Regions from separate parts of the Homo sapiens genome. Here region 1 is linked to region 2. Evidence: chromatin loops called from intact Hi-C (ENCODE). Cell type or tissue: endothelial cell of umbilical vein. All regions are shown on one strand. Each heading gives the region's core, and the rest is flanking DNA. Links, peaks and the distances in the headings are about the cores only. Region 1 has its middle 230 kb from the start of LINC00332. Region 2 overlaps LOC124903162.

Region 1 (4,396 bases), core at 244-4,243, 130 kb after region 2:
AAAAAAAAAAAAAAAAAGGAATAAATGAAAATAGTGCAAACTCAACCATTATTTAATGGAAGTATTCTGGAATGACAGTGGTGACTTTACAGGAGTTTTTGTGTGGATGGCATGCCACAAAAGTGAGCGAAAGAATACATATTATTTAATCCTCTTTTTTGGTGTTGGGGAATGAATCTTCTGAGAGAAGCTAACTGGAGGAGTGTGGATTTGAAGCAGCCTGGGAGAAAGAAGCAAATGAATTTCCTGGGACCTGTGCAGGCTGCATCTAGAGTGAATTCCAGGTATTCAAAAATACTGAGTGCCTAGTAGGTATGTGACATTGAAATGGCATCAGAAAACAAGGTAGATATGGTATCTAGCCTCACTGAGCTTTCAGTCTAGGTTATAAAAATCGACCTGATTCACAACACAACAAGGGAGAAATCTTACTCTACCAGGAGGCTTCAGTAATGAGATTGGTCTTGCCACGAACCACCACACAAGAAAGAAGCATTTGCCATCAATATATGAGTGCACGAGGGTCCCCAATGAGGCAGCTGCCTATATTGACAACTGGGAGGCACTCCTGGGAAGATGAGGGATTGTGAGATATTATCGGGATTCCTCTTCCTCCCAGATTAGAAGGGCTGGGGTTGGAAAGAATATTTTGCAAGTCAGCTGGAGAGCAGGGCACAATGCTTAATTTGCCTCTCCTAAGCTCCTGTGGCTGAAGAAAATGCCTGTTTCATTAGCACAGTGCTTGCCATTCAGAAGACACATTTCTGCTTCATTCTTTTCAACTCTATTAAGGATTATTTTTATTAATGCTTATGGTAATTTAGGCATGACATGGATGACAAGGCGTAACAGTATGAAACTCTTCCAAAGGATGCTGAAAATACTAAGGCATGGTAAAATCCAAACGTGTCCTCCTCTCATAGTTTAGGTAGGAAGTTTTAGAAGGAGGATGGACACACCCACATTTAGTACTTTGTTTGACAGCTTTTCCCAAGCTGACCCTGACTTCGAGGAAATAGAAGAAAAGCAACAGGATTCCAAATCTGAGCAGCCCTAATCTGAGAAGAGGAATTCTGGTCCCTGTGTGTGAGGCCATCTTAACGATGACACTGGAAGGTCCAGATGCCTGATTTGGGATGATGGGTGGAGGAGCAGATCTTGGTATCTCAGATTTTAAGGTAATAAAATCTGCAATGACAGAAAGGCAAGGGAAAGAAATAATTAACTTTAGTGACCCCTCATCCCGTGTCAATGTGGCTGAGGAGGGTAATGATCACAAAATCCCTGCAAAAGGAGTCCAGGAGGAATCCTCTCGGGTACTCCAAGGCCAAAGTCTATGTCCCTGCATTTTAGCTCAGCTCCTGAGTCAGCCTGTTGGTGGCATCTATCCTTTCTCCAACTTTGGTGGGTTCTGTGTGCTAATAATATAGCTTTAAAAATGTAAAATAAACTTCAGTGTTTTTTAAAAATAAAACTTGATAATTATTATATCTCCAACTATGCAGTCATCAAAATACCAGTATTTGTCAGGGAGACACAGTTTTCACTGGGCATCTCCGGGATTCTCGAGTCTCTGTGCCTGAGCTGTTCACAGCTCCGTTGTCTGCAGGATTCATCCTGTTCTTCTCATAGATACCATCCCTCCCTTCGTTTCAAGGGCCTTCTTGGGTTTGCATTGGGATATCTGGCAAATCACCGTGCCTCCCTTCTTTCTATTCTCTGCAGCTGCTCTCTTCCCTTTGCTTCTCTGGGGCCTGATGGCAATGTGGTAACTTCCTAGTGCTCTGTTGGCTACGAGTGTGGCTGTCAGAGATTTTTCTCCTGTCTTCTCTTTTTCATGTTGGATGTCTACACAATGATAGTGAAATAGGATTGTATTATGAGCAAAGTAGCTGAAGAGGGTTGCCACACCCTTCTTGTACCATCTTCCCTTTAAGTACTCAAAGCTGGGGAACAGACTGAAGAGCTGGATTGAAAATTGCCCACCGGCTGCTGTGAGCACTGTGCCCCTGCCTGGGCCCTGCCTCTCCTTCAGAGCATGGCTGTGCTATGGGTTCTGCTGCCTTAGGTAATGACTTCACTCAGTCTTCTCCTCTTGTTCCTAAGACAGTACATAACTGCAGGCTGGCTTGAGATGCTTCAATGCATAGATCACTAAGGTTACCTACCTAGTAGGGGAGACATTATATCCTGGGTGTTTCAGGTTGGCCCAGTGCCAGGGAAACTTCCCAGGCCTCCTGCCCCTGTGGTACATTCAGAAAGAACCCTTCACTGATCACCGTCTCCACAGAACATACACTGGGCTCTGAGGCTGTGCATCTCCTTCTGAATTCTTTCCTGCAGGGCACTCAGTCTTTCTCTCTCAATCCCCCGGGTTTGTTTTTCATCCTACCATCCCCAGGAACCCAGCTGTGACTTTTCTGTGGTGTCCCACTCCCTACCCCCAACACCCCCAATGGTTCTCAGTCATGTCTCTGATGTTATCATCTGCAGGAAATCAAAACACCATGTGTGTGAACATAAAATTCTGTCATTTATTTGTGCTACAGACTTCAGGAAGGGAAAAAAATCACAGTTCTCTTTTCATTAAAAAAAAAAAAAATTGGCACAATGTTTAAGCATTCGTGACCTTAAATCAGCCTGTTATTAACAGCCAGGAAATGCCTGACCGACAGGTCCTCACTGCTATTATAAACTGTGAAAATTATAAAAATGGAAATAAAAAATAAAGTAATTACCTCTTCATGTATTAAAAAGTTAGGTTGAATGGCCTGTTGCCATGGAGATGATTTCCTGTTTACTGAGCTGGTCTTCCCCAGCAGTTAAAGACCAGTCACCCAGCCAATGGGAAAACAGCATTTTTCTTTCCATGTTCCATTAGCATTTATCATAGTGACTCAATACAGTCTATAATTTACCAGTCAGTAAAATTTAGTAAGTTGTATTTTCAGATATATTAGTGGGTTTTAATTTTTATTCATTGTATGAAATTACCACCATGGCTAAAACACTACTTTATAGTTTGAGAGGGGAAGAAACCCTATATTTAAAAATATCCTAGTTGCCCCTTTTAAAACCTTGCTACTGTCTTTCTAGTGCATCAGAAGGACTTTCACAGTAAAACAGTTTCTCATCTCTTCATCGCTTTGAAGGAAGGCTATATTTGTTACCAATAGTAATATTACAGATAATACTCACATTAACAACAGCAAGAACCCAAGCTGCCATTTAATTATCTATCAGTTCTTTGGGCTTTTTACCTGAAAGATCCCAGGATTCTAAAATAAACTACTTGGTGCATGATAGTAAATAAAATTATTTGAAAACCAAGGAGTTATTTTCCTGAATGTAAAAATAAAACTTAATACAAAGATATCTAATGCCTCTTAGGAGATGGGACTACAGATTTCAGTAACTAAGTCTTTTGAAGGAGAAGGATGTGTTGACTTGTTAAAAGTTCCAAGCCCCATGGAAATACAAATTGTGGAGATAAAAAGGAAAGGGAATTGTATACTTTCTCTTGAACATTTAGCTGAGAGGAAGGCAGCCTGAAGTGATCTGACCAAAGCTTCAAAGTGCTCATTATAGAGTTGGCCCCAAACAACAGCTCTGGTAACAGGGACCTTCATGGAGCTCTTTGTCTTCCTTCTTCATGGGCCTGCCTTCACCTCTGAGGAAGCCCAAAGTTTCCCTGTTCTTCCCAGTCTACTTTCCCACCATTCTCCTTCCTGCTTAGCGCTCTCTGACCTCTCCTTCCTGCCCCCTCCCCTCCCCATCCACCCCCTGCCCTCCCTCCTCCCCCACAGCTGATCCTGTGTAACATCTGTGGCTGTTGGCCACACCCAGCCCTGGAGGCACAAAATATGGGCAACAAAATTATTCAGACACAGCTCGGGGCTGGACACCGAGTATGACTGCAGTTTATCTCAAAGAATTAAAGCATTTGTTGCATTTTTAAAGAGTTGTAATTAACAATAGACATGGATTCAGCATGAAAAATTGGAATTGTGGAGTGTAATTTTAAAGTATCACTGATTTGTGTCCACTCCGGGTACATGACAGAGGTCCTAGAGTTATTTGTGCACTTATTTAGTTCTTCCTTCCGAGATAACAGTGTCTTGAAAGCAGCAATCCTATTTTATTGACCTTTGTATCTCTCACAATATCTACTATAGGGAGGAAGAGAAATTCATTTTTTTTAATTTTTATTTTAGGTTCAGGGGTACATGTGCAGATTTGTTATAAGGTAAATTGTGTGTCACAGGGGTCTTGCGTACAGGTTATTTCATCATCCAGGTAATAAGCATAGTACTCAATAGGTAGCTTTTTCCATCCTCTCCCTCCCCCCACACTCCACCTTCCAGTACACGTGTCCACATATACTCAATGTTTAGCT
Region 2 (4,396 bases), core at 140-4,139:
ATGCCTCCCTGACCTGGGAAGATAGAACAAAAGAAATAATTGCCATCAATCTGACAAGACCGAGAAGGGCAAGTGCATGCATGTGTGTGAGTGTATATATTTTCATGGAAAAAATTAAGTTGGCAGCCTTCCTGATAGAAAATCCATTGCTTTTTGGGTTGAGAATTCCTCGAGGCAAAAATGTCCTGAAGAAGGGACTCCTGGTTCTGGAGTCATTGGAGTGGCTGAATCAGGATGGTGAGGGCACCGCATCGCTTTCTGCTCATTATCAGCACTCTATCAAGCACCATCCTCTGGGGATATCCTCCCCTGACCAGAGCAACTCCCACTTACAGGTCACTGGGACCGCCCTTACCTTCATGTTGCTTTATTCCCCCGTTTTAAGTCTTACTCACATAGCTCTGGGCCATGTGGGTATGTATGTGTCTTCTGACTTGATTGTAGACTCTTTAAGGCCAAGATCCAGGATATATTCATAGTGGGTTCCTTGCTGCCTGATGTAGAAAATGTCACCCAGTAGGTGCTCAATAAACACTGGTTGATTGAATGAGTGGCTGTTATGCTTGAAGCAGTTTCCATGATTCTAAGCCCATTCCTGGCTGATCATTTCTACAGAATTCACTGTGATTTTAATGCGGTAAATAGCTTTGGGCCAAGTCAAGTGATTCTTAGTGTAACACTCAGATTGGGCACAGGCATGCTCAAAGGTTAAACTGGCTGCTACTTGAGAGACAGGATTAAAAACATATAGTCAGAAAGGCAATTGGATTGCTTCATTTCACTCATAGCTTATGCACTCCATTCCCTTTGGCCCCATAAAACCCAGAACCATGGAAAATAAAGTCATCAGGAAGCTCATCCATTTCACTTTCTCTTTCCTCTCTCCCCCTTTTCCATGTAACTTGGGAGGCTGCCTTCTATGCTAGCACAGGACAACTCTGGCCCAGAGAAAGCTTTATTGTCACCCTGTAAATCTGGCAAAGAATAATGCTCAAAACGGTTCCACTGTGGCTTGAGGCAGAGGTCTTTGCTCTGCTCAGCCTAGCTCTCGTGTTCACTGCTTCTGCATTAATCCCAAGTATTAGGGTAAATGGTGGAAGAAATGGAGAATGTCCTTCTCTGGAAACCTTGACTTTATTGCAGGCATGACTCAGTTTATGCAATAGGTGTGGTCTCAAAGAGCTATGGGAAAATCACATTTTTAGAAATCAAGTCATATTTAAAGTGTACTACAAAAAAAGCTGACCATTTAATGAAGGTATTTATGAGTACTTTCAAAGTATCATCGTTGCTAGTGGAATATAAGTCCATAATTTCTCTTCCATGAACATCCAGATTTTCACAAGCTGTGTTTGCTCCAAGAGAGGTTCAGGAGATTGTGAAAGGTTGACTGCAGGTGGCATGGACATGTATAATTACTGTGTTTAGAGTCCTCTAAGACACTGGGGCTTGAGGGCTTTTGCTTATTCTCTTTCATCCACTGTTGTGCTGCCTCACTGGTGCCCCTCTCTATCCCATCTCTCCCCTACCTTCCCACCTACGCCCTCCCAGACCTCCAGGGAGAAAGAGAAGAGAGACATTTGAAATACTCTTCACTTCATCCTAAAGAGGTGAGCCACTTGCCAGTGGGTTCTAAGGAAACTTGAGGTTTGTGCCAGGGTAGGGTCACTGTCATCATCAGAGTGCAGGGAGTAGCAGCAAGTTGGGATTCAGCCAGCTCTAAACTCCTTGCTCTCTTTCGGACACAGGGCCTGAGAAGGGGAACTCAGTGTGATATGTCATGGTGCACACACAGCACTTGTCCCATCCCCACTTCCATGTTCTCTCTAGGCTCACTAACCCTGCACTCCATATTTCTGGGCCTCAGTTTCCCATACAGGCACTTCAGGGCCTCGAAAGGTCTGCGGGCAAGGGTGCCTTGGGAGGATGCGGTCCATTTTGTTTTGTGTGACTATTACAGAACCACACGAGGCGCTCTTTCGGCTAGGCCATGTGCCAGAAAGAGAAGAGAGAGTCTAGTCAGGATATTTAACTTATCATGGTCACAGCAGGAATTTTTCCTGCTGCAAACTTCCTAACATTCTGACCCTTCTGGTCTGAACATTTCCAAGGCTGTTCCTATGCCAACCGAAAAACATTCCACAATCTATGTTTCTTGTGCAGTATAGCAGTGGGCTTTTCAGTACCAGGAAGACGTATGAAAGGTTTGATTTATTGCCCATTCTTTTGTGTGGGAGAGTCTAGTGATTTCAGATATAACAACAGAACTCTGTGAGATGCTGAATTGCCCAGGGAGTGCTCAACTGCCCCGTGTCTTCACTTGGGAGGGTGTCAATCAATCATTCCTGGATACCTGACCAACATGGACGATATCATGCAGTTAATCTCAAAACAAAATATCCAGGTGTTTTCAGTTGTGTAGTCAACATACCCAAATGCTCCTCTGAAATACACCATTGTATTAGTAAGTCAGCTGCTTGGTTTCATGTCACCATAGCCTGACTATTCTGGACAAAATTCTGACCTTTGTTTTGTCTTTTATTTTATTTTTTTATAAATCACTCCTGTGTTTATGTTTGCAGGGAGAGAAAATCTTTTTCTGTCTGGTGTTTTTCAAAATTTTGATGATGGACTCACATCAAGGATGAAGAGCTTTGATGTCATTTGAACACCACCACCATCACCACCACCAGCATCAACAAACAAACAAGCAAACAAGCGTGAACTCAGGAGCCCTGTGGCCCAGCCTCCAGTCCATTTCCTCACTGTGATCTGGCTAAGTCACCTCCCCTCCACCTCAGTTCAGTCACCTACACAACAGGAATGGTGGCTCCTGGCGTGAAAAGTTCTTAGGAGCATTCAGCATGATGCTGTGTGGAGCACTTGGAAACTGCGTGTGCATCACCTCATATTTCTGGCCACAGGTCATTCAGACATCTGCCCTTTGCCCTGGAGGAGAACCACTAGGGACTTGTGCCCATAAGCACCAATTCTGGCTTTTACCCTACCCATCCTTTGCCATCCCAAACTATGCCATCAACAAATTCTAGAAATCAAGTTAGAAATGCTGTTCCCACGAGGGTCTCTGTGGTCTCTCAGAACAACAATCAGCTGGCCCTGCTGGGCAGATGTTGCCCAATCCTAACCCACACTTAGCTATCAACTTAATCATTCTCAACTAAAAACACCTACCTGAACACTTTTAGGGGTTAAGAATAGTATAATCTCACTTAGCCATTTGCATTTTTTCTTCTTTTTACAAAAAGAAATTTATCTTTTTTTTTTTTTGAGACGGAGTCTTGCTCTGTTGCCCAGGTTGGAGTGCAGTGGCGCAATCTTGGCTCACTGCAAGCTCCGCCTCCTGGGTTAGCGCCATTCTCCTGCCTCAGCCTCCCGAGTAGCTGGGACTACAGGTGCCTGCCACCACGCCTGGCTAATTTTTTTGTATTTTTAGTAGAGACGGGGTTTCACCGTGTTAGTCAGGATCGTCTTGATCTCCTGACATCGTGATTCGCCCTCCTCAGCCTCCCAAAGTGCTGGGATTACAGGCGTGAGCCACTGCGCTCTGCCAAGAATAGTATAATCTCACTTAGCCATTTGTATTTTTTCTTCTTTTTACAAAAAGAAATTTATCTCATTATTATGTTTAATCAGTTTCTTGAGGTATAACTTAAGTGTGCTAAAATTTGCTCTTTTTAGTGTACAGGTCTAGGATTTTTGAGAAACACATATTCATATGTGACCACCCCCATGATCAACATATGGAACAGTCATTTGCCACCCAAAATTACCTTGTGCCCTTTTGTTGTCAGACTCTTCTTTCTCCAGACCCTGGCAACCACTGATGGATTTTCTGTCCCTATAGTTTTGCCTTTTCCAGAATGTTCTGCAAATGTAATCATTTAGTATGTAGCCTTTTAAGTCTGATTTCTTTCACTCTGCATAATGCATTTGAGATTCACCCACGTTGTTACCTGTTACAATGGTTTGTTCCTTTTTATTGCGGAGTAATATTCCCTTGCATGGATGTACCACAGTTTGGGTAACCATTCAACAGTCAAATGAGATTGAATTTGTTTCCATTTTTTGGTGATTATAAATACAGCTATAAACATTTGTGAAAGTGTTTTGTATGTACATACATTTTTCTTAGACATTTGGTTTTAAGAGATGTATTTAGGTTTAGTTCCAGATGAACAATGAGAGACTGAAAGACTTAAGGGACCCCTGAGAAGAGCAGAGGGAATATTCCCTGAGGCAGCCATCAGTCAGACCTGGCCCTGTCATTTAAATGTGGGCTAGTGGTAGCAAGATGCTGTTATTATTTTCACCAAGGACATTTTTTGAGTAGCAATTAAAATGAAGTCTATTTCTCTGAGCCCCTGGAGAAGAACAT

Evidence for each region. Peaks named below come from ENCODE experiments on the same cell type or tissue, not always from the same donor. Only the 100,000 strongest peaks of a DNase experiment are listed, where the experiment ranks them.
Region 1: it touches region 2 in a loop (6-fold over the local background); 1 of 110 quality-filtered maps calls a loop at or near these places.

Annotation. Positions count from the first base shown.
Region 1 is chr13:39,950,860-39,955,255 of GRCh38, reverse strand. No RefSeq gene overlaps it. Among named protein-coding and RNA genes, the nearest start is that of LINC00332, 230 kb to the left of the region's middle. In endothelial cell of umbilical vein, for the core only: no CTCF peak of the experiment used is centred there; DNase peaks (open chromatin) are centred at 2,645 and 3,525; H3K27ac peaks cover 2,061 bases.
Region 2 is chr13:40,080,503-40,084,898 of GRCh38, reverse strand. It overlaps LOC124903162, which reads left to right. Exons shown (of 5, transcript XM_047430821.1): 5 at 2,583-4,396. The coding sequence ends at 2,648. Among named protein-coding and RNA genes, the nearest start is that of LINC00332, 99 kb to the left of the region's middle. In endothelial cell of umbilical vein, for the core only: a CTCF peak has its summit at 1,969; a DNase peak (open chromatin) is centred at 2,118; H3K27ac peaks cover 1,343 bases.